7 separate regions of the Homo sapiens genome follow, and regions 1, 2, 3, 4, 5 and 7 are each linked to region 6. Evidence: chromatin contacts called from ENCODE Hi-C or POLR2A ChIA-PET data. All regions are on one chromosome and are shown on one strand. The core of a region is the stretch at or near the end of the contact, and the rest is flanking DNA. Distances in the headings are between cores, read along the strand shown. Region 1 holds the start of NRAS (NRAS proto-oncogene, GTPase). Region 2 holds the start of NGF (nerve growth factor). Region 3 holds the start of TRIM33 (tripartite motif containing 33). Region 4 overlaps TSPAN2 (tetraspanin 2). Region 5 has its middle 48 kb from the start of TENT5C. Region 6 holds the start of ATP1A1 (ATPase Na+/K+ transporting subunit alpha 1). Region 7 holds the start of CSDE1 (cold shock domain containing E1).

The links. Hi-C counts contacts between places; a loop is a spot of excess contacts on that map. ChIA-PET counts read pairs that join two places held with the same protein, here RNA polymerase II (POLR2A). Pooled maps may share reads with other maps.
Region 1: a loop to region 6 is called in a pooled map, with 7 times the contacts of the local background. The contact joins the promoter of NRAS here to the promoter of ATP1A1 in region 6. A Hi-C loop is called at or near these places in 8 of 50 pooled maps. POLR2A ChIA-PET finds 5 or more read pairs at or near these places in 2 of 52 experiments (activated B cell and activated T-cell).
Region 2: a map of ascending aorta shows a loop between it and region 6 (4-fold over the local background). The contact joins the promoter of NGF here to the promoter of ATP1A1 in region 6. A Hi-C loop is called at or near these places in 1 of 168 maps with a recorded cell type or tissue (ascending aorta) and 3 of 50 pooled maps. POLR2A ChIA-PET finds 5 or more read pairs at or near these places in 1 of 52 experiments (WTC11).
Region 3: a loop to region 6 is called in a pooled map, with 8 times the contacts of the local background. The contact joins the promoter of TRIM33 here to the promoter of ATP1A1 in region 6. A Hi-C loop is called at or near these places in 2 of 37 single-sample maps with no recorded cell type and 9 of 50 pooled maps.
Region 4: a loop to region 6 is called in a map of CD8-positive, alpha-beta T cell, with 4 times the contacts of the local background. The contact joins the enhancer-like site here to the promoter of ATP1A1 in region 6. A Hi-C loop is called at or near these places in 3 of 168 maps with a recorded cell type or tissue (CD8-positive, alpha-beta T cell, ascending aorta and esophagus muscularis mucosa) and 7 of 50 pooled maps.
Region 5: a loop to region 6 is called in a map with no recorded cell type, with 14 times the contacts of the local background. The contact joins the enhancer-like site here to the promoter of ATP1A1 in region 6. A Hi-C loop is called at or near these places in 2 of 168 maps with a recorded cell type or tissue (both CD8-positive, alpha-beta T cell), 11 of 37 single-sample maps with no recorded cell type and 15 of 50 pooled maps. POLR2A ChIA-PET finds 5 or more read pairs at or near these places in 1 of 52 experiments (activated CD4-positive, alpha-beta T cell).
Region 7: a loop to region 6 is called in a map of endothelial cell of umbilical vein, with 10 times the contacts of the local background. The contact joins the promoter of CSDE1 here to the promoter of ATP1A1 in region 6. A Hi-C loop is called at or near these places in 1 of 168 maps with a recorded cell type or tissue (endothelial cell of umbilical vein), 7 of 37 single-sample maps with no recorded cell type and 17 of 50 pooled maps. POLR2A ChIA-PET finds 5 or more read pairs at or near these places in 3 of 52 experiments (CD8-positive, alpha-beta memory T cell, GM10248 and OCI-LY7).

What each region holds. Positions count from the first base shown.
Region 1 is chr1:114,714,997-114,718,020 of GRCh38, reverse strand. NRAS (NRAS proto-oncogene, GTPase) reads left to right here and starts at 1,250. Exons shown (of 7, transcript NM_002524.5): 1 at 1,250-1,363; 2 at 1,844-1,971. The coding sequence starts at 1,861. CSDE1 (cold shock domain containing E1) reads left to right here. Exons shown (of 20, transcript NM_001007553.3): 20 at 1-1,105. RefSeq lists enhancers at 1,245-1,444, 1,455-1,554.
Region 2 is chr1:115,336,319-115,339,581 of GRCh38, reverse strand. NGF (nerve growth factor) reads left to right here and starts at 1,333. Exons shown (of 3, transcript NM_002506.3): 1 at 1,333-1,378. All of the region lies in intron 1 of NGF-AS1 (NGF antisense RNA 1), which reads right to left.
Region 3 is chr1:114,509,108-114,512,497 of GRCh38, reverse strand. It overlaps TRIM33 (tripartite motif containing 33), which reads left to right and starts at 1,295. Exons shown (of 20, transcript NM_015906.4): 1 at 1,295-1,947. The coding sequence starts at 1,422. It overlaps LOC124904348 (a long non-coding RNA gene), which reads right to left and starts at 1,160. Exons shown (of 2, transcript XR_007066452.1): 1 at 573-1,160. RefSeq lists enhancers at 1-98, 959-1,128 and silencers at 1,319-1,428, 1,459-1,758.
Region 4 is chr1:115,061,131-115,064,445 of GRCh38, reverse strand. It overlaps TSPAN2 (tetraspanin 2), which reads left to right. Exons shown (of 8, transcript NM_005725.6): 3 at 2,214-2,311. Among named protein-coding and RNA genes, the nearest start is that of TSPAN2, 27 kb to the left of the region's middle. RefSeq lists an enhancer at 1,591-2,114. Within about 2 kb of position 1,610, at least 24 of the 41 ENCODE cell types and tissues checked have a DNase peak (open chromatin) inside an H3K27ac peak, as active enhancers do; they include CD8-positive, alpha-beta T cell and ascending aorta, where a contact is called at or near this core.
Region 5 is chr1:117,652,776-117,655,929 of GRCh38, reverse strand. No RefSeq gene overlaps it. Among named protein-coding and RNA genes, the nearest start is that of TENT5C, 48 kb to the right of the region's middle. RefSeq lists an enhancer at 758-917. Within about 2 kb of position 1,734, at least 11 of the 41 ENCODE cell types and tissues checked have a DNase peak (open chromatin) inside an H3K27ac peak, as active enhancers do; they include CD8-positive, alpha-beta T cell, where a contact is called at or near this core.
Region 6 is chr1:116,371,516-116,374,560 of GRCh38, reverse strand. ATP1A1 (ATPase Na+/K+ transporting subunit alpha 1) reads right to left here and starts at 1,317. Exons shown (of 23, transcript NM_000701.8): 1 at 1,038-1,317. The coding sequence starts at 1,049. RefSeq lists an enhancer at 1-60 and silencers at 431-730, 1,161-1,690.
Region 7 is chr1:114,756,639-114,759,634 of GRCh38, reverse strand. It overlaps CSDE1 (cold shock domain containing E1), which reads left to right and starts at 1,651. Exons shown (of 20, transcript NM_001007553.3): 1 at 1,651-1,710. RefSeq lists enhancers at 1,445-1,734, 1,106-2,099, 1,935-2,254.

The DNA of each region.
Region 1 (3,024 bases), core at 1-2,500, 1.7 Mb after region 6:
GTTATGTTTAAAAAAATAAATAAATTTAAGAAAACCATTTTAAATAATGCACAGTTGCAGCCTGGAAAAACTTAAGGTGGCGCCTTATAGTATCAATTTTAGGAGCTTTATTTGGTGCATTTAACGCAACTGGTAATTGCAGAATCCACTTTGCCTGTGTAAGTGAAAAATATAGACTGTTATCTTGTTGGCCCTATGAAATTCTGCACTTTTCATTATATACTCTACCTTCATTAATTACTTCTGGCAAGATGTTCTGCCTTAGCACTCAGTTGCATTCTTTTCCTTTTTCTTCCTGTTCATTATGCTTTAATTCTGAGGACCATATGAGGGTAGAATATATTATCTTTTAAAAATTACAAAAATTTGTATAGGCAAACCATTTCTTAAAGTTGATGGCCAAATTTTAAAATGTTATTTTTCATATCATTTATAATCTTGTCACAATCCACTTAAAGAAGTTTGGTTATATTTCAGTGAAAATTTTCTTCCAGAGTAGGTTTTTTTTCGTGGGTTGGGGGGTAACTTTACTACAATTAGTAAGTATGGTGCAGAATTTCATGCAAATGAGGAGTGCCAGCAGTGTGATAATTTAAACATATTTAAACAAAAACAAAAAAAATGAATGCACAAACTTGCTGCTGCTTAGATCACTGCAGCTTCTAGGACCCGGTTTCTTTTACTGATTTAAAAACAAAACAAAAAAAAATAAAAAAGTTGTGCCTGAAATGAATCTTGTTTTTTTTTATAAGTAGCCGCCTGGTTACTGTGTCCTGTAAAATACAGACACTTGACCCTTGGTGTAGCTTCTGTTCAACTTTATATCACGGGAATGGATGGGTCTGATTTCTTGGCCCTCTTCTTGAATTGGCCATATACAGGGTCCCTGGCCAGTGGACTGAAGGCTTTGTCTAAGATGACAAGGGTCAGCTCAGGGGATGTGGGGGAGGGCGGTTTTATCTTCCCCCTTGTCGTTTGAGGTTTTGATCTCTGGGTAAAGAGGCCGTTTATCTTTGTAAACACGAAACATTTTTGCTTTCTCCAGTTTTCTGTTAATGGCGAAAGAATGGAAGCGAATAAAGTTTTACTGATTTTTGAGACACTAGCACCTAGCGCTTTCATTATTGAAACGTCCCGTGTGGGAGGGGCGGGTCTGGGTGCGGCCTGCCGCATGACTCGTGGTTCGGAGGCCCACGTGGCCGGGGCGGGGACTCAGGCGCCTGGGGCGCCGACTGATTACGTAGCGGGCGGGGCCGGAAGTGCCGCTCCTTGGTGGGGGCTGTTCATGGCGGTTCCGGGGTCTCCAACATTTTTCCCGGCTGTGGTCCTAAATCTGTCCAAAGCAGAGGCAGTGGAGCTTGAGGTAAGTTTATCTCATGCATAGTGTTCGGCTTTGGGCTGTGGAATGTTCAGGCGTTTCACTGATGCCAGAAATGGAGCAGAATCTATCAGCTGGAGACAAAGGCCTTGGGCGGGGGTCCTTCCATTTGGTGCCTACGTGGGGAGATCTTTGGAGACAGAAGGGAGAATGGGAAGGAGTTGCGGCCTGGAGGCTTCCTGCTAGAGCTGAGAAGCCTTCGGGGAGTAATAGGAAGGGGGATTTCCATTGCTTAGGCTGAGGGCGGGGCCCAAGGACTGTTGAAAAATAGCTAAGGATGGGGGTTGCTAGAAAACTACTCCAGAAGTGTGAGGCCGATATTAATCCGGTGTTTTTGCGTTCTCTAGTCACTTTAAGAACCAAATGGAAGGTCACACTAGGGTTTTCATTTCCATTGATTATAGAAAGCTTTAAAGTACTGTAGATGTGGCTCGCCAATTAACCCTGATTACTGGTTTCCAACAGGTTCTTGCTGGTGTGAAATGACTGAGTACAAACTGGTGGTGGTTGGAGCAGGTGGTGTTGGGAAAAGCGCACTGACAATCCAGCTAATCCAGAACCACTTTGTAGATGAATATGATCCCACCATAGAGGTGAGGCCCAGTGGTAGCCCGCTGACCTGATCCTGTCTCTCACTTGTCGGATCATCTTTACCCATATTCTGTATTAAAGGAATAAGAGGAGAGAAAGTAAAAAGTTATTTTGGGTATACATTCAGTTATGCAATAAGCTTAACGTGTTTATAGAGAACAGTTCATTTTTATTAGCTGCTGAAGTTTCTAAAACCTGTCCAGTTTTTAACAGTTCTGTAAACTATTGCAAACTCAGTGTTGAGTTCATTCATGAGTTTCTTCATATATAACAGCTCTATTACATGAGAAACACAGGCCATAGTAGCGAGACTGTCTGATTGTATGGGAGATAATAGGATGGAGATAAAGGATTCAGAGATGAGTGTTCTTCAATATTTATTTATTAGCTAGTTGAAGCAGCTGAGACCAGATGATTGGAGTAGCAAGAACTTGAGATTTTTAGTCTTTATGCCTAGGATTTTGGTCCCTGTTTGCAGTTTATTTAGTTGTGTGATATTGAGCAACTGAATCTCTCCCAACCTCATTTTCCTCATGTTTTAAATTACCATAAACTTGTCCTGCCTACCACACAGGGATGTTATGGAAAGTTAAATAATATATTTAAGTTATTTATGAATGGTAAAGCACTATGTAATAGTACTTAGGGATTCTATTGTTATTATGAGAGTTCATGGTACAGATTGTCTTCAGTAAGTGGCACCTAAGGCTCTTTAAATAAAGGGTTTTGCCGGACACGGTGGCTCACGCCTGTAATCCCAGCACTTTGGGAGGCTGAGGCAGGCGGATCACAAGGTCAGGAGTTCAAGACCAGCCTGATCAACATGGTGAAACCCCGTCTCTACTAAAAATACAAAAATTAGCTGGGTGTGGTGGCAGGCACCTGTAATCCCAGCTACTCAGGAGGCTGAGGCAGGAGAATCGCTTGAACCAGAGGCAGAGGGTGCAGTGAGCCGAGATCACACCACAGACCTCCAGCCTGGGCAACAGAGCGAGACTTCGTCTCAAAAAATAAATAAATAGATAAATAAATAAAGGGTTTTGTAATTTTGTTCA
Region 2 (3,263 bases), core at 84-2,583, 1.0 Mb after region 6:
TAAGGGTAAATGACCACCCCCAGACTTAGGACAGGAATCATCTGCTTCACTAAATCCCAGTTCCCTGGAGGGTGCCCTTCTGCTAAGTTGCACTGGCTGGTGTTACCAGCAATAGGGAGATTCTGTGCCCCACCTTCCCTCCCTGTTACTCTCCTCACACCTACTTCTCCTCTGTGGCATCCATACAGGGTAGGGGTCCAACCCACCTTTGCTATAGGAAGAAGCGAAGGCACAGACAAGCTCAACACGGGAGGGAGTGGGGCTGTAAATTTCCAAAGAGCTACGAATCCCCTGGAATGCTACAATTAATGATGCACATTTGGTGACAAATTTGACTTCAGGGGTATTTCTCCCTTGCTCATTTTATGCTGGGGTGGGAACAGCCCTGGCAGAGGGGCAGGGGAAAGTCAGGCAAGCTCTCCTGTCAGGCTGAATCGAGGGAACTCAAGAAATTTTGAAGGGTCAGGAAGAATTTGTGTGGGGCCTGGAGTGTGGAGAGGGGGGCATGGGGGCCTAGGGTTTGCTGGCTATATCAGTCTGGGGTCACAGACCCCTTGCAAAACTGATGAAAGCTGCGGACCTTCAGCTCAGAAAAGAATATTAGCATTGCACACAGTCGCGCAAATCAGCCTACAGTTTCAGAGGGGCCAAGGACTCCGGGAAGTTCCTGGAACCCAGGGCCTTAAGTTAAGGTCCCGGCTCTAGCTCCTGACTCCTGAAGTCCTCTGCCCCTTGTCCCCATGCTGGACTTGCCGGGCCTGGGGGCCTTCTAGCTGGTTCTGCAGCCGCCTTCCCTTGTCAGAGGAGCTTGGGCACCTGCCCCTCGCGGAGCTCCCCCTGGGTGCTCACCTATCCTGGGATAAGGAAAGGCGCCCCGAAGAAAAGGAGCAGCCGATGCCTGGGGCACCGAGGGCGACGCCGGGCAGACCAGGGAGGCACTGGCGAAGGGCAACGCGCGGGGGCAGGGCGGAGAGGTGAGGGAAGCTGCGAGCAACTCCGCCCAGCCCCAGCCAGTCGGCCCAACGACCCCTGCCGGTGCCCCAGAAACTCCCCCTCCCGGCTTTGCGCGCGCGGCCCCTCAGACCCCAGTGGGTTTCCCTTTGACCTCTGAAGGTTTAAAGTCCTTCTCTGGCTGGGTCTGGCCAGCCCTCCAGGAGCGATCCGTCTGTAGTCCCCAGGACCCCCTCCAGCCGGGCACCACAGCCCAGCCACAGCAGGTGCGGGGCTGGTGGTGGGGAGGGGAGGGATGGGGGCCAGGATTTGGAGCGTGTGACTCAGGAGTACGGGAGGAGGGGCTAAGAATTCAAGAAGCCTGTGTGAGAGCAGCTCGGCGCTCCGGCACAGCAGAGAGCGCTGGGAGCCGGAGGGGAGCGCAGCGGTGAGTCAGGCTGCCCCGAGCCGATCCCGAGAGGGGCGCAGCGCGGGCGCGGGCAGGGGTGGCTGGGCTTCGCGGGAGAGTTTGCAAGGATACCGGTCTGGCGAGCTCTCTGGTTACCCCCGAGGCTCCCGCAGGCCGAAGAGCAGCCCTGAGAAATGTCCCGAGTGGGTGTGGGGGCGCGGGACCCTCGCGGGAGGACGAGTCGGACCGAGGGAACAGCGTTAGTTCTGGTCGTGGAGTCCCTAGTCCCAGGATGGCCTGCAGTCCAGGGAGCAGCCCTGGCGCCTGCAGAAGCCCACGGCCATGCCAGGGTCTAGCTCGAGGGCTAGAAGTGGATAACGCGCAAGTGAGGGAGAGCGAATGGGCGCGGAGAGGGATGCGCCGGCAGCTGGCGCGCCAGGGCGGGAGGAGTGGCGGCCAGCACCGCGGGGGGAGCGCAGAGCGCGCTGGCTGAGGTGAGCGCCGAGTAGGGAAAGTGCTGCGCGGCCCCCAGGTAGGGGGAGGAGCGGAACGGGGCGCGCTAGACCTGGGGCAGTTCCCTCAGCGCGTCTCGGAAGGGCTGGGAGTCGTGACTGAGGGCCCCGGGGGTTAACGCAGGAAGTCTGCGAGCCAACGCCGGGGTCCGTCCGGCGTACCGGGGCCCTCCACGGAGCCGCGTTGGACAACCTCAGGTAGAGGTCGCCAAGGTTCAGCCCTGCCACTTGGGTCACACGCTTCATCTCCAGCTGTCTGCTGCCAGGTGTGGGAGAAGCGGGCGTGGAAGGTTAGGGCGGGGAGCGCCTTGAGTTCAGGCGAGGAGGATCTAGGGGAGGGAGAGAGGACTCAGGGGTCAGGGAGCTGCAACTTTGAGCCAGCAGAAACAAGCAGCTTAGCTCCCTCTAATTACAAACCTCCTTCTAAAAAAAAAAAAAAAAAAAAAAAAAAAAAAAAAAAAAACAAAAACAAAACAAAAAAAATTTCGAGATTCTTAAGGAAGGTGTTTCGTGCTTGAACTTTTTCTTCTCTTGTGATTTGAGAGATTAAAAAAGAGCCTGCTTGCTAGGCTGGTTTTTCCAAGTTGTTCCAGGTTGGAAGTTGTAACAGTTCGAAGGATAATTTATGAGTGTTTCATGCATTAAAGTGTATTACAGCAAAGCCTTTTGGGTGCTGTGGGTATTAAGGAAAACTTAGTGCACGTTCCCAGCTGGAAACCAAAATAGTGCTCTCCTGGGTGCCTCTGCCCCATCTGTCATCCAAGGCCAATGGAAATCCTGTAGAAAAGTCACTTGATTAATTGTTCTGGCTCCATCCTCTGGGCACACCCACTGCCAGTGCCAGTCCCCTCCTCCCCAATCCATGCACAGCCAGCTGCACTCTGCAAATGCAGAAATGACAGTGGAGACCCCATCAGTAACTTCTCTCCAGGGTCCTCAAACTCTTGAAGCCGTCAGTTAAGTCTGCTGGAAGGGAATCTTTCCCCTTCTCGAGGCAGTGCAGAAGGGCAGCAGCCATTGGCCCCTGCCAGCCCTTCTTATCCTGTGTTTACAGTTTCCTCCTGAATGTCTGAAACTTTCTCCCTCTGCAGAGTCACAGAAGAAAGAAGAAAGGCTGTATCAAACCTGATGGGTCTCTTTTGTTGAATAAGTCATACGTCAACCTGAGCAACCCAAATGTCAATTCATGATGGGCAGTGTTTCCAGAGGGTCAGAGGAGACAGGCGGGTCTGGGGGCTGAGACTGGCCTAGCTGGAATTGACTCACACAGAAAGTGAACATTCCTCTTGTTGAAGGGGGATAGGGTTAATGCCACATGTTGCCAAACTCCTACCCCACTCTTTCCCCAACATCTTTATGCAGGTGAAGGGAAAAAGGAAGCACCAAAAATGGGAAGCCAAGATCACTGGGGC
Region 3 (3,390 bases), core at 46-2,545, 1.9 Mb after region 6:
TAAGGACTTACAGCACCTTTCTTGGGAACACTAACAGGAGACCAAAGCATTTCATGATCTTAACACTAAAACAGTTGTTGCACTACATAAAATCCTCCAAATACCTTTTTTTTTTTTTCAAATAAAAAGGCAACTTTCTGAAAGCTTTTCTTTTTTTTTTGAGACGGAGTTTCGCTCTGTCGCCCAGGCTGGAGTGTAGTGGCGCTATCTCGGCTCACTGCAGCCTCCGCCTCCTGCCGGGTTCAAGCCATTCTCCTGCCTCAGCCTCCTGAGTAGCTCGGATTACAGGCGCACGCCATTACACCCGGCTAATTTTTATATTTTTAGTAGAGACGGGGTTTCACCATATTGGCCAGGCTGCCCACGAACTCCTGACCTGACCTCAAGTGATCTGCCCGCCTCGGCCTCCCAAAGTGCTGGGATTACAGGCGTGAGCCACTGCGCTTGGCCTGAAAGCTTCTACTACCATTGTTGTAAGGGCATTTGTCACCCAGCTCAACCCAGGACACTTAAAGTGGGACCTCAGAAGGACGCAGTATTGGTTATATCCGTGGCTCTCCAAACTGACATACATAAGAATCAGCTGAAGGGACTTTTCCCCCTCCGTCGGCTCTCTCCCTCACTTCCTGATTCAGGTCTGGGGACTGGCCCTGGCATCTCTGCTTTGAAAAACTCCTCCGTTGATTCTGATACGTAGCAACTCCTGAGAATCACCTTAAGATGCCAAAAATAGCTGTTAAAGAGTTTCTTCCTCACTCGGTCTTTTCAGCCTATTTCTGATAGATCCTCAGTTCAAAAACAAAAAGCAAAAAAAAAACAAAAAAAAAAACCAAAACCAAACAAACAATAAGCCCCGCTTTAGTGCTCCACGGCCACCCAAAGGAACGCGGCTGGTCTACGCACAGCAGAGACCCAGGAGGTCCCGGCGATCGAGCGGCGCGGCAGGTGAAACTTCCGCGGAGACGCCCGGGACACGCTCGCAGGGACCGGAACCGTCCCGGCTACCACCCTTCCGTATGCACCACCGCTGTGTCGGAGTTCATAACCAACCCCAGCCAAAGGCTACCCAGCGTCAACGGCCTCTGGCTTTAAAAAAAAAATCTCCCTTCGGGTTAAAGAGCCGCGGCACTGACGCAAGGAACTGGCTTCGAGGGTCCGGGACCGCTCCGCGCCCGCGAACCGAGTTCCCGCCTCCCTCGGGAGGACGTCCGTGCGTACGTGCGCGTGCCGCAACCGCCCTCCTTCAAACGCGCGACGCGAGGGCGGGGGCGCCGCGTGCGCGCGCGCTCTCGTTGGTTCGCTCTCTCGCTAGCTCTCGGCTGCCGCTCTTGCTGCGGCTGCGGCTGGGGCTGGGGGCGGCGGCGGCGGCGACGCGGGCGGCGGGCGGCGCGGGGCGGTCCGGCGGGTTCAAAGAGGAAAACATGGCGGAAAACAAAGGCGGCGGCGAGGCTGAGAGCGGCGGCGGGGGCAGCGGCAGCGCGCCGGTAACTGCCGGGGCCGCCGGGCCCGCCGCGCAGGAGGCGGAGCCGCCTCTCACCGCGGTGCTGGTGGAGGAGGAGGAGGAGGAAGGCGGCAGGGCCGGCGCTGAGGGCGGCGCGGCCGGGCCCGACGACGGGGGGGTGGCCGCGGCCTCCTCGGGCTCGGCCCAGGCTGCTTCATCTCCTGCGGCCTCAGTGGGCACTGGAGTTGCCGGGGGCGCAGTATCGACGCCGGCTCCAGCTCCAGCCTCGGCTCCCGCTCCGGGTCCCTCGGCAGGGCCGCCTCCTGGACCGCCAGCCTCGCTCCTGGACACCTGCGCCGTGTGTCAGCAGAGCTTGCAGAGCCGGCGTGAGGCGGAGCCCAAGCTGCTGCCCTGTCTTCACTCCTTCTGCCTGCGCTGCCTGCCCGAGCCGGAGCGCCAGCTCAGCGTGCCCATCCCGGGGGGCAGCAACGGCGACATCCAGCAAGGTGAGCCGGAGGCCCTGCCTGGCATCTGGGCCGCAAGGGATTTGCGCAACCCTAGAGGAGCTGGGGACGGAGGTGCTGGGGCCTGGGGCTGCTCGGACGGGCGCCATCCCGAGGGGTCTCTAAGGTGAAAGACTCGCCCCTGGGACACTTTCCAGAGAAGCTGGACCGCAAGAGATAAGGGGAGCATGAAGGGAGGGGTGCCGGCTGCGAGAGGCTGGGGGAGGGGACACTGGCTCCGAGGGAGGGTTTGTGATGTGCGGAACCCGGCCGAGCGCTGGTTCTGGAGCTGGCAGACCCGTACAGTGAGAGAAGGGGGATTTGGGAAACACGTTGTGAGGAAGCGTTTTGGCTGAAAGGGCCCGGGCCAGCGAGGTGTTGAGGGAGTAGGTAAGAGGTAAGGGCAGTGAAGATGGATTGCTTTGGAGGGAGGGGACTTGGCGTGTTCACAGATAGGAGAGAGGAGGACTATGGATTAAATGGAGGTGGAGAGAATATGTTGGAGAGCAAGGGGTCCAGAGAAGGCGCCTGGAAGAAAATTGTAAGATGACATGGGGAAAGAGAAACTCGGAAAGTGGACTGCATGGTTAGGGAAAATCCTAAGGTTTGGGGATGAAGGAGAAATGAACTTTGAAGGAAATTGAGAGTTAGGGAAAGCTGGGCATGAATTTGTTTTAGCTAATTGGCCGTTAATGAGCCCCTAGTGTTGGGGCACTGTGCTAGGATTGAATAAAGTACTCAATGAAGACTTCATTCACAGTCTAACAGGAGAAACATATAACTTGCAGCAGTGGAGGTGAGTCCTCAGTACAATGGTTGTGGCACAATAGAGGAAAGGTCAGGGAAATTTCACAGGAAAGGAAATCCATGAACAGGTTTCTTGAAGAATGAGTACCTCACTGGGTTGGAGGGTATTCAGGGCACAGGACACCCTTCTACATCCCTGGAACTAAAGACTGTGTAGGGTGATTGGTGGAAATTAGATTGGATTGATGGGCTGAAAAGATAAAGGTTTCACAGTCTCTTAAACTCTTGGGATCCAGGTGTAAGGACTTCAGAATATTTTGGGATTTTTCTTTTTTCTGGCAAGGTCTGTTATGTGAGACTTTTATCAGGGTCTGAGTTAACTCTATCAAACACGTTAATGTTTCTACATTGAAACACGTGAATGTCACGCTAATGGGATAGACGATAAATAACCTCCCAGCATTCACAGTGGGTTCTGTTGCAAACCAATGAAAAAAATTAAAATTTCAAAGCTTTTGAATTTCGGGACTGTAGGTAAGCGATTGTGGAGCTGCACTAAAGGGCTTGGAATTCATCCTGTAGAGTGTATCCTCGACATTGTGGACTGAAGGATGTTCCTGGAGGGCTTTCATATCAAGAGGATAAAAGGATCAGATTTCTGATCCAGAAAGATCACTTAGGGCACTTGAGGGATGAGGG
Region 4 (3,315 bases), core at 361-2,860, 1.3 Mb after region 6:
GGAAACTGTTCTGTAGGCTGTGACTTCATGATAGATCTGCAAACGGCATCATGTAGCAATTGTGGCAGTAGCAATGAGAGGCAATGGGCATGTTCTGCAGCAAGGGGGTCCACCAGGAGACATTCCATGAAGGAACTGAATATGGTGTTGTTGCTGCCGCCCTGCATTCAGCTCGCTTCTGTGGGGTGGTCAAATAGAAGTGTGGGATGGGAATTGGGGCTGCAGGCCAGGGCATCCTGCCTACAGCCATCTTGACTCTCAGACCTCCATTTGTAAAACAGAAATAATAGTCCTTGCTTACCTAACCACGTTGTTTTGAGAAGCCAATAAGATGATGGAAGTGAGAGCTTTGAAAACATTGCAACACAGTGAATGACTTTTTTTTTTCTTTTTCAACTTTCATTTTAGAATCAGGGGGTACATGGGCAGGTTTGTTACAAAGGTACATTGAGTGATGCCGAGATTGGGGGTATGACTGAACCTGTCACTGAGGTAATGAATATAGTATCCAATAGTTAGTTTTTCAACACCTGTGCCCCTCTAGTAGTCCCCAGTATCTATCATTCCCATCTTTATGTCCATGTGTACCCAATATTTAGCTCCTACTTATAAGTGAGAACATGCGGTATTTGATGTTCTGTTCCTGTGATAGTTTGCTTAGGATAATGGCCTCCAGCTGCATTCATGTTGCTGCAAAGGGCATGATTTTGTTCTTTTTTATGGCTGCATAGTATTCCATGGTGTATATGTACCACATTTTCTTTATCCTATCTACCATTGATGGGCACCTGGGTTGATTCCATACCTTTGCCGTTGTGAATAGTGCTGCAGTGAACATGTACCCTTTTGACAGAATGACTTATTTTCCTTTAGGTATTTACCCAGCAATGGGATTGCCGGGTCGAGTGGTAGTTCAACTCAGTTGTTTGAGTCATCTCCAAACTGCCTTCTGCAGTGGCTGTACTGATTTACATTCGCAACATTGTATAAAGTGTCCCCTTTACTCCCAGCCTTGCCAACATCTGTTATTTTTGACTTTTTAACAAAAGCCATTCTGACTGGTATGAGATGGTATCTCATTGTGGTTTTGATTTGCATTTCTCTGATGATTAGAGATGACGAGCATTATTTCATGTTTGTTGCTCGCTTGCATGTCTTCTTTGGAGAATTGTCTGTTTATGTCTTTTGCCCACTTTTTAATGGAGTTATTTGCCTTTTGCTTGTTGATTTGTTTAAGTTCCTTACAGATTCTGGATATTAGACCTTTGGTGAAAGACATTTTTAAAACAATAAAGTGTTGAGGTAGTGGGGCCAACAACACTATTATTTTTAATATGATATCATTTCTCACATTACCACATCCATTCCCTCATGAAATTATTCTTTTAGAGAAAAGGGAAAGGGAGGAGGTGGTAGAGCTAGAACAGCAGGAAATAAATACCCACCTCAGGACTGCAGAGCAGCAAGGCCTCAGGGCCCTGAAAAGAACGCTGAGGCCAGGTCCGGGTGGGGCAGGAAGCAGAGCAGCCTCGCCTGTGGCTCCTACTAGGTCTGTAAACTGCCAGATCTGCCCGCAAACCACCATCAGCAACCCAGAGGCGCCCCAGGAAGCACCCTGAATGCCAGGCCCAGGGGTTCCCCACAGAGGCGGGGCACCAGCCCCCACCCTCCCTATTAATGGGAGTGGTTTCCAGGTGACTCATATGAGTAAAATGCAAAAAATGAAATAGAGACCATTAACATGATTCCAAGTAAGACAAGTGCCAAGTCCCATATTGTATTCTAACTTATCTCAGGATCAGAGAAGGAAATACAAAAAGGCTTGGCTTTAGTTCTCTCAGAACCAGAGCATTTCTGTCCTTTTCTTTCTCTGTAAGAACTGTACGTGGGGCTTGCCTAAGCAGTAAGTGAAATCCCCACCTGAATGATGGCTGCCTCCATCACTAGAGATGCAAGACAGAGTCGGAGTGTTGGGCAGGCTTTTGAGGCTCATGGCTATTTTTCTCCCGGCTCTGCCAAACACCAGCTCTATGACCTTAAGCAAATCGCTTTACCTTTTGGGGCCCAGTTCCTCCGTGTCAAACATGGCAGTAAGAATAGCACCTCCTTTTGGTACTATTAGAATGCTCTGCAGTGCCCAGAGTCTTAAGCCTAGTTGGTCGTGGAGGCACTCGGTTGGCTCTCAGTGGTCTCCTCTGACCTCTTCCCCACAGGGCTGTATGTTCTGGTTGGAGCCGGGGCCCTGATGATGGCCGTGGGGTTCTTCGGGTGCTGCGGAGCCATGCGGGAGTCGCAATGTGTGCTTGGATCAGTAAGTGGGGCGAGGGGGTAAATGGTGGGGTGGGGGTGAGGGAGCGGCCTGCATCTGAAGGGAGTCAGTGCCTCTGGCCCCTGGCTCCAGCTCCTCCGTGGACTCTCTGAGCCCTTGGCATGCACTTTTCCTCCCTCAGTCTTGGTTTCTCCATCTCTTATATATGAATAATACTAACTAGGGCCGGGTGCCATGACTCACGCCTGTAATCCCAGCACTTTGGGAGGCTGAGGCAGGAGGATCTCTGGAGCCCAGGAGTTTAAGACTAGCTTGGGCAACACAGGGAGACCTAGTCTCTACCGGGTGTGATGGCACACACCTGTGGTCCCAGCTACTCAGGAGGCTGAGGCAGGAGGATCACTTAAGACCAGGAGTTGGGAGGCTGCAGTGAGCCATGACTGTACCACTGCACTCCAACCTGGGCGACAGAGCAAAACCTTGTCTTGAAAAAAGAAAAAAGAAAAAAAATATTATCTTTGTTCCTGCCTTATATGGGAAGTGTGAAAAGAAATGACGTCATTGGTGTAAAGATGTTTTGGGAGTAAAAGTACTTAGTAATTGTAAGGGGTGACTATGATTGTTCTTTAAAAAAAAATATTTCACAGTGGGTGAGGCAGCTAAAAGGTTTCTATAGCCAGGGAAGTGCTGTTATCTACAAGGAAAACATTTATGTTTGAGATCAATAACTTAACCAAAATCCCTCTTGTGGCTTATTTTAACAAGCAACCTCTGTTTAAAACAAAAATCAAATAATTTCAATTAACTGCTATACATTCTATGTCAGTGTAGCCTGAGAGAAACAGAAAGGAAGAAGAGGGGCAGGAGGAGAGAAAGTGTTGATATTTCTCCACAGGGAGTCAGAAACAGCAGTTTTAATAGGCAGCCTCTCATCTCTCATTACTTATTGTGATATTTGGATTTTTAACTCTGGCCGTAGCCTCTGATCTCTTGCTATGTGAAATGTCTGACTTATTTCTTTGCCATTCATTCCTTCTCTTTCTCCT
Region 5 (3,154 bases), core at 485-2,984, 1.3 Mb before region 6:
GTGGTCAGAAGAGTGGTGTGACAGAGAGGCCCGGTGCTGGGAATCCACGTTTGCCCTGCTGCCAACTTGCTGTGTGGCTTTGCGCAGCTCACACAAATGTTGTAGATCACTAAAATGTTGCTTATAAAATGAAGGGGTTAGTCTAGATTCAGTGTTCCAAAACCCTGAAGGAACAAACTCTGATGTGATGAGAATCTCTCAGGAACCTGGTAAAACATCCAGCTTCTTGAGAAGATTTTTAGAGATTCCCTTAGAATTCTGGAGACCTGGAATGGGCTGAGGTTAGAATTTGTCTTTTAAATGGGTACTTTGGGCGATTCTTGACATTAAGGTGGTCAAGAGCTCAATGAGCTCGAAGGTCCTTTAGAGCTGTAAAGTCCTGAATGCTCTGGTCCCACAATCCACATCAAGTGTGTGTGTGTGTGCGTGTGTGTGTGCACGCGTGTGCGCGTGTGTGTATATGTTTTGAGAGGGAGAGAAGTTGTGTCTCCGGACTGATTTAACTGTCAACTGGGCACTCGATTTCAAAAAGATTTGAGGCTGTTAGCTTGACGTTGCATGATCATCTCACGTCCTGGCAGCCAATCTGCAGGGGTGAGCTGTTTGTCGCTTTCTCCTGACTCATGTTTGCTTATCTCCAGAAAACTCTGCACCTTCCAAACGGGCACTGCCCCAGGGCCTGCAGCTGGAGTGTCCCAGGCAGCCATTCTCGTAGGCAGCGCTTTCACAATTTTCTAGAAAATTCACCATTTTCCCAGCCCCACTCAGCATGGGTAGGGGCTCCACCAGGCCATGTGTGAGGGAGTCAGCAGCCAGAATGTGGAGCCCAGAGGCGGGAGGGGGCAGGGGCACACACCAGAGGCAAGAGGCTGAGCTGGTAGGGGTGGTAAGAGCACTTGTCTTTGGAATCAGAAGCCTACTCCCTGAGTCCCAGATCTGCCAATTACAAATTGCATGCCTTGGGCAAATTACTTTACATGTCCAAGTCTCAGTTTCATCATCTATAAATTATCTGTGCAGAAGGCACTTCTGAGAGTTCAATGAGATCATGGCCAGCCTGTATAGTAAATAGTGAAACTGACCCAGCTCACAAGTGGTTACCATCTCCATACAGCATTGTTTCCCAGTTCTCTTGAAAGCTACACCTGCGTACCACCAAGTTTCTAGACTAAACCCAGTTTTTTTCAGACACATAGACTGTGGAAATGCAAATACTGTAACATCCGGAGAGCACTGTAAGTTACCCTCCCTTCCTGCCTGTTTTCAGCCTTATCAGTAAAATCACTGAATCCCCTAGGCCTCAGTGCCCAGCCTCAGGGTTTGTTGAGAGAGGGAAGACCCAGAGGGCAAGGGTAAAGATTGACCCAGAGACTCAGAGGGTAACAGAGCTGTCCTGGGCTCAGGGAGCTGCAGGTGGGCTCTGCAGGGCATTGACCGTGTGCTTGTGCACCTCTGGGTGTGTGTGTGCTTTCCTTTGTATGTAATTAGTTGTAAATGCACATATTGGTATGTGTGTGTAGCAGGTGTCCACACTGTCTGGGTGTATGTGACCCTACAGAGTATTTTTTCTCCAGAAGTCTCCTCCCTAGCTCATCGAATTGAAGCCCACACACTAAAAACGGGAGGCTGTGGTTTTGATTCTGGCTGTCCCCTAGTCCCTGCCTATCAGGCTACACGTGGGGACTGCAGGCCCCGTGGGTGGCTGAGGAAATGAGTGGGTGAGTGGGCCTCGTTGTGGGTACTCCGCTGCCTCTGCCAAGCTCCCTAGCCTCCTCCCCCTCCCCCTTCAATTCAACAAGGCTCTCACTTGCATTATTCCGTGAAGCCTTATGAGAAACCTGTACAGACACTAGCATTAAAGAGCCAAAGATTGCCAGAGCCGAAAGAGATCTTAGAGATACATAGTCCTACTTCCTACTACAGAGGAGGAAACTCTAAAGCACAGAGAGGTGAAGTGACTTGCCCAAGGTCACACAGCCAGTTGCTGGTATTCTCCTTTATTCATGGACGAGCATTTGTTTGCATTCCTGCTATGCATCTGGAACTGTGCCAGGTGCTGGAGAAGATGCCAGGAAGCCTAACTCAGGTCAGGAGCCAGAGGAATTATTTAGGAAATGACATTTAAGCCATCACTTCCCAGAAGGGTGACTGACAACAACTAAGTCGGAAGAAAGGCCCACGCAGGGGAAACTCTGCAGGGAAGGGCTCCGAGGTTTGAAAGAGCTTCACATGTTCAAGGAGGACAGGAGCGAGGGTGTGAGGATGGGGAGATAAGTAGAGGCCAACTCGTGCAGGGAATGTGAATGTTATCCCACACACTGAGGGAACATGTAAGCTGGGGAGGGCAATAGTTTTAAAAGACCATTTTTCAAGAAGACACTGGCGGGAGCAGGAGCAGAAGTAGAGATGAGCTCTGTGCTGTTCCTCCTGTGCTGTCACAGGCAGGCACAACCTCACTACACCTCACAACAGCCCTAGGAGGGGTGCTGTGTGCCCTCTTCTTCCAAGAGGCCAGGGCCTGCCTAGATGCCGCTCAGCTGGCAACCTGTGGAGCCAGCACTCCAATTTCACACTTTTGCCTGCTAAGCCTTAGTCCCTTTTCTTTAAATTGTCTCCCATTTACTCTTCAGCCCCCTGGGATAGGGCTTTGTCTCCTCTGCTCCCTGCACCTGACTCTACAAAGTCACAGTGATGTGCGGCATCCATTCGCCTGTCTGTACAGGACTTGATGCTGCCAACCGCTCCTCCCCTGGCTCCTAGGACATTGCATTGTCCTGGTTCTCCACCCGCCTCTCTGTCCACTCCTCAGCCTTCTCCGGTTTTTCCACCTTTGCTAATTCTTCCTGGATAGATGCTCCTCAAGGAATCTGTCCTGGCTGACTCTTGCTTGCTTGGGTGCTTTACACCACAGAGGAGGCTCCAGTTACCATCTCCTCACTGTGATTCCCAGTTGTCCATCCCTAGCCGGCCTCCTGGTCTGGAGCTCTGAAACTATACTGGTAATTATCTGCATCCTCTTCTGGAAATCAGCATGACCAAAGACCCCAGACCTTCTATCCATGTTTTCTTCTCTTGGTTAATGACATCACCGTCTACCAAATTTCCCACTGCAGAAACGTATTCCCACGCCTCTCCCTACACATCATTTCTTCCA
Region 6 (3,045 bases), core at 68-2,567:
CGTTGTGACGATATTCCCACCACGCTCCGCGCCGCTCTCCAGCCCCAAGACCCCTCGTTTCCTTCAGGGACCGCCCTTTGGTGCTTCCGCGACGCTGGAAACCGGCAGAGATTCCTACCACCGTATTGCCTGCAGCCTCCAGTCCTTTTTCGGGTTTCTTGTACCCTGAGGCCCTGGTGGGTCTGCCTATCCTCCTTCAGGGCTCGTCCCTTCAAAAAAAATCTGCACGCCTCTCCCCACCATCGGATGACAACTCCAGTTGCCATCGGTGCATCCTGTGTTTACGGAAAGTGGCCCAAGAAAGCCCTCAAAAGTATACCTTAAAGGCCATCTTAGGGCAGTGAAGACACACCCTTTCTGGCACCAGCCCGCCCAGCCGGCTTCGCACTTAGAAGCAGCCAGTTTTTTCTTTGGGGGAGGGCGGCCGCCTCTGCGCGGAGCAAGCTAAGCCCCAGCGTCCCCAGGAGAAGGAGCCCCGAACCCGGAGGCTGCCCCCGCCGGAACCGGGGCCGCGGCGGGAACGGAGGCCCGGGAGGAGGCCCCGGCGGAGCGCCCCAGGGGAAGGGGAGGAGCGCGCCTTTCCTCAGGGCACGGAGGGCGGAGGGAAAAGGAAGGAGAAGGAGGTGACGGCGGTCGCAGGGAGGGGAGCCAGGCTCAGGGATGCCGGCTCAGTCCCGGGGCCGCCCCCGCTGCTGCAAGCCCCCTCCTCCCGGCCCCGAGGCTTCCCAAGCACCGCCTCTCGGAGCCCCCGGCCCGCTCGGCCTCCGGGGCGCGCAGCCCCCGCCCAGGGTCCGCCCACCCCCCTAAGCAATGCCGCGCTCCAGCCCCTCGGCGCTCCCTTCCCCCGCCCCCCGTTACTGCGCTCCCTCCATTTCCAAACTGCGTCGTCTTTTAAGCCGCGCGGCTCTGCCAGCCCACTCCACGCGGCGCCGCTTCCTCCTCCGCCGCCTCCCGCTGGCCGCGGTCGCCCTCCCGACTTCCTCCTCTTCCCCTCGAGGGCTCCCCGAGCCCCCTCCCCGGGCGCGCCGGACACTCACCCCCTTCCCCATGGTGGCGGTGCTCAGTGCCCGGCGCCGGGTCCTGTCGCTGGAGAATCAGAGAGAAAAGCACAGAGCAGCTCCCGGCCGAGCGAGCGGGACCAGGGGAGCCAAGTGGAGGGAGCTAGGGCTGCCGCGGGGCGGGAGGGTGGGAGGGCGGCCGGCGGCTCGGGCCGATGCCGCCGCCGCTGTTGCTGCCGCCGCCCGGGCTGCTACCGCTGTTGCCACGTGTCCGCCTCCTCCCGCCGCTGCTCTGCGCCCCAGACCCCGCCGCAGCTCCAGCCCGCGCCTCCTCCTCACTTCCTAAAATATGCAACCTGCGTGCTGGCCCCGCCCACGCCGCGAAACGTCACCGTTACCGGAGCAACCTGACACCGGCCGTGGGCCTGGCTCCGCCCCCTCCCGAAACCCCGCCCACGGGCCCGGACAGCGCCTGCTGCGGCCAGTCCTGGCTCCCGGCAGGAGGGCGCCCAGGTCTGGGACAAGCGTGTCCACCGTGTCCCGGGAGGGCTGCGGGGCGCTCCTGCTGGCTGAACAGCGGGGACTCGGCGGCCTTGGCCCTCCCACGCCCCTCCTCCCGCTGCCCTGCATGACCCGCCTACTATGTAGGGCCCAGGAGGTCCGCAGTGGGTGCGGTACGGTCTCGGAACTGGGCTCCCCCAGTCGCCGCCGACCCGGCACCAGAAGTCGTGGGCGGAACGGCTTTTCCAGCGCTTCGGCGATCTCCTCTGGGACTCAGGGATGCTGGAGGGGGCTGGCGCTCGGGTGTGATTGCAGCCAGCGCCTGACTGAGGGACTCCGCCCCTCTGTGGAATCCAGGCCCCGCGCCCACCTGCGGATGGCCTCCCCGGGCGCTTGGTGCTCTCAGAGTGCCTCCTGTGACTTGGGGTCCTCTTTATCCACTTCCCGCTCCGTCATAGCTGGAATCGATCTGAACTGGCATCGCCAGAAGTTTCAAGCGCCCTCCTCCCACCACCTCTCTTTCTTCGAGATTCCAAAATGAGAATCTGAAGGGCGACCAGCGAATTCATTCACGCTATTGTGTGAATGTAACCTGCTTGTCCAGTTTGGGGATTCTCTTTTTAGGGAAGAAAAACCTGAAACCCAAAGGAATGCGTATCCTTAGCTAGAGGAGCTAAATCAAGGGGGAGGCGTTTGAGGACTTGCCAGGTGCCTCTCCACGCCTCCACCTGTCACGGCAGCATCTCCAGCACAGCCTTGGGTTCTCTGGGGGGGCCCAGGAAACCACCACTCTCCCCGGAGATCCCTGGTTCCACTGCACTTTGGGGCTTCTCTGTCATTATAGCTTTTGCTTCTTAGCAAGAGGCTGCAATGGCTGAAGTTCTCCAACATTTTAAAAAACAAAGTATTATTAACAAGGTTTGCAGGAAGTCAAGTACTCTGGGAAAGGCCAGGATATTGACTTTCTAAGCAAAGGTTCCTAAGTTAAAGCCAACTCTATCAACTTCAAGTATTCATGTAGCATGAACAAACAAGGATATGAAACTGGAAAAAATGGAGAAGGAAGGAAAGAAAGGAAAAACTAGAAACTGTGTTGTCAGTTACATCATTAGGGTAATTCTCATCCCTTCTTACAAGATAGTTTCTTACACGAGTCTCTTCTCCTCAAGAATGTATTGTTAAAGGTTGATGTCTCCTACAGTGATCTAGAGACTTGGTTCAATCATTCTAGGCCATAGAGAGCAGAGGAATTGTAAATAGAATTCAAAACCCTGACTGCCTGGAGAAGAGCCCCCAAATTCAGAACAGAATTCCTTAGACTGTTAACAGAGGGTTACAGAGTGTTCGGGGATCCATCTCTAAGCTTCTAGAAAATGCTTTCTTTACATGCTTGATAGCCTCAGTTACTGTACTTTGTAAGATGCTTTTGCTTGCTAAAGATAGCTTGTTTAAGATTAATTACTCCTGGGCCAGGCACTGTGGCTCACGCCTGTAATCCCAGCACTTTGGGAGGCCGAAGCGGGCGGATCATGAGGTCAGGAGATCA
Region 7 (2,996 bases), core at 402-2,901, 1.6 Mb after region 6:
TCTACCAAAAATACAAAAATTAGCCGGGTGTGGTGGTGCACGCCTGTAATCCCACCTACTCAGGAGGCTGAGGCAGGAGAATTGCTTGAACCCGGGAGGCGGAGGTTGCAGTGAGCTGAGATCATGCCATTGCACTCCAGCCTAGGCAACACGAGTGAACTCCATCTGAAAAAAAAAAAAATTTACATTCTGTAGTTTCCCAGAAATATATTCCAATTTCTAACAACTTATCATACTGTTGTCCAGTGCTATTTATTCAACAAGCTTTTGAGAGTTGTTGAGAGCGGGCACTGTCAACAACCAGGGATGCAAAGATGAATTTCATAAGCTCTGTGCTAGAGTATTACTACCTAGTAAAAACTAATAATTACAATAGAGTGAGCTATGAAAGCATTGAAAATGAAGCAAATATTTGTGCTTAGGAAAGCGTGGGAAGGCATCAAAGAGAGCAAAAAGGCAGTTTTGAGGTGTTATACATGGGACTGGACACCAGCAACAAAGGTGGTGAGGAAATTTTTGAACAGAAATGGGACACGGCCTCCTCTTAGAATTCAAGAGGTTGAATTGAAGGTTGTCTTTCCTTCATTGCACTTATTCCAATGTGTATGTTTAGATTTGTTTTTGTGATCATCAATGATGCTAGACTAAAAGTTCCTTGAGGACAAGTCTATATCCGATTTTCTTTACAACTGTATACTTCCCAGTGGTTACACATACAACATGTCAAATAAATGTGTTGTAAGCAAAAAGTGGGTAGGAGAGTTCTCAGAAGACTGGCTGCTCATTATTTATCCAATACTGTCAAGTGAGAGAGCCAGTGAATCTGTGAAAACAGAAGCATTGAATCTGGGAAAAGCATTCCTCTCACCAGAGGAGCATGCTCTACTGTCTGGCAGGGGATAATCCATTGAACTTCCTGTGGTCATAATTACCCATTTTTCTCCTTCCTTCTTCCCCCATTGGATGAATCATCTCTTTGCTCTTATTTCAACCTTTTAATTACTGATCCACCCTCTTTGATTACCTGACACAACAGGAATATCTTTCGTAACTTGAAAGGTCAGTTGACTGAATTTGTTTCATTTTGTTTAGTGATTATGCAGCCTTGCTCACTCTTGTGCATCTGTTGCAATGTTTTTCGTGGAAAACAAAGGTCTCATTTAGATTTCTAAATTACCTTGCTACAAAGCTGACTCTATACTAATGAAATTCCTCTAAAACAGTAGACGTAAGAAAGAATGCTTGCACTATAAGAAGAAACGAGTGTGAGGTCCTTCCGGATTTTTGCTGGGAAAAGATAAATCATTTTTTATGACTCCTGAATATGCCATCAGAATTGTTGGCCTTCAAGGTTTACCCCATTATTGTGGGCTAAAACGTATTCAAACGCTCGAAGACTAGAGACGCCTAAAGCCACCCGCCACCCCTAGTGTCCAGGAGGAGTCAGTAAACACCGAGATTGCTTCCCGCAGCACACCCAAGAAGGAATGTAATGTAATGCAGCCACCATGTTGGTTGTGGTTAAGTGCAGCAAACTGCTTGGCGTCACTTAGCCCTGCTGCGCAAGCGTGTTGAGAGTACGCTTCACTCCGCCCCTTCTCGTGCACGCGCCCGGAGCCCGCAACTCTCGCGAGAGAAGCGAGATTTATTCCTACGTACCGGGCCGTGCTGCTTATGGCGGCGCTGGAGAGGGGGCGCTGAGCTGTTGGGGTGAGTACGACCTCAGGGTCCAACTGGGGGTAGCAGAAACCCAGGGGAAGGGCTGAGAATAAGACCAAGGCTAACGAGAAGCCTTCTGAGTCAAGGTGGGCACTCGTAGAGCTCTAGGTGGGGAAGAATGCACCCCGATTCCCTGCCCTGGGCTTTTTCATACGTCTCCCGTTCAACTGCCTGGGCCTCATGTCAGGTCGCAGAGCTGAAACGAGGAGTTGAGGCCAGCCGGCTGCGCGTGGTGGTAGTGGTGGTGGTGACTAAAGTGGGGGGAGGGAGCGAAAATGGAGGCTCCGACAGCAGCCAAGATGGAGGCAGAGGGTGCGGGGCTCGGGCGCGGAGGCTGCTGGGATCTGTAGTCTGGCTGCTTCCCCATCTGCGGCTTGTCTGGGGAAACGGGAACTACATGTCCCGGCGGGCGGGGCGAGGGGGTGGTGGCGCGGTCCTTTGTGTGAGGTTGGAAGAGCCTGAGACCGAGAAGAGGGGCCTACTTTGACTCTGGACCCTGTAGTTTCCTGGCCGTTACCTGCTTGGGAATCTGACTACCAGTACCAGAGCGCAGTGCGGCAGTGGCGCCTTCTTTGTGTATAGACTGAGACCCTGCTCCATCTAGATATCTTAGGGGAAGTGTTTAAAGACACCTTTCCCCAGCCACATCTGGCACAGTAGTGTGGCGGAATTGACATCGTTACTCCAGTCACCTAGAGCAGGGTCTCAGCACCCAACCTTCCCCTCATTGTCTCCCCTTCGGCGTCTTGAGAAAGGGAACCAGTCCCTAATCTTTTAGGCACGTGGCTCCCACCCCTCTATCTTGGGGAATGGGCGTGCGCCCTGAAAGCTCAGTAGTGTCCTCCCTTCCACCTCCTGTAGTTCTCATGGTGCCAGCGCCTGGCCCACCCACATTGTGCAATGAACGGCCTGGCTTCGTCATTCTATGTAGAATGTTTTAGAGTTCCCCCGTCGGAGACAGCTTCAAATTTTTGCCATGCTATTTTATCAATACGAAATCTTAGTGCCAAGGTTCTTTTGCTTTAAGGTTTTCCCTTAGAAACACCCAGATGGCGGCCGTCTTGCTTAACTCACAGGTGAAGCAGAGAACGCTCCCTGAAACAGGCTTGAATCTGCAAAGAATATCTGAACGTTGTTGGGCAAGTTAATTTTCGTGTTTTGCACCTTAAATGAGTAAAAGAATATGGCGCTCTTTAAACAGTTGGGAGACAGGGCGGAGAGGGAGAATGCTCAAAGGCACTGTGGTAGTTAAATCTTTTTGAGAGGCTTAAATTTTC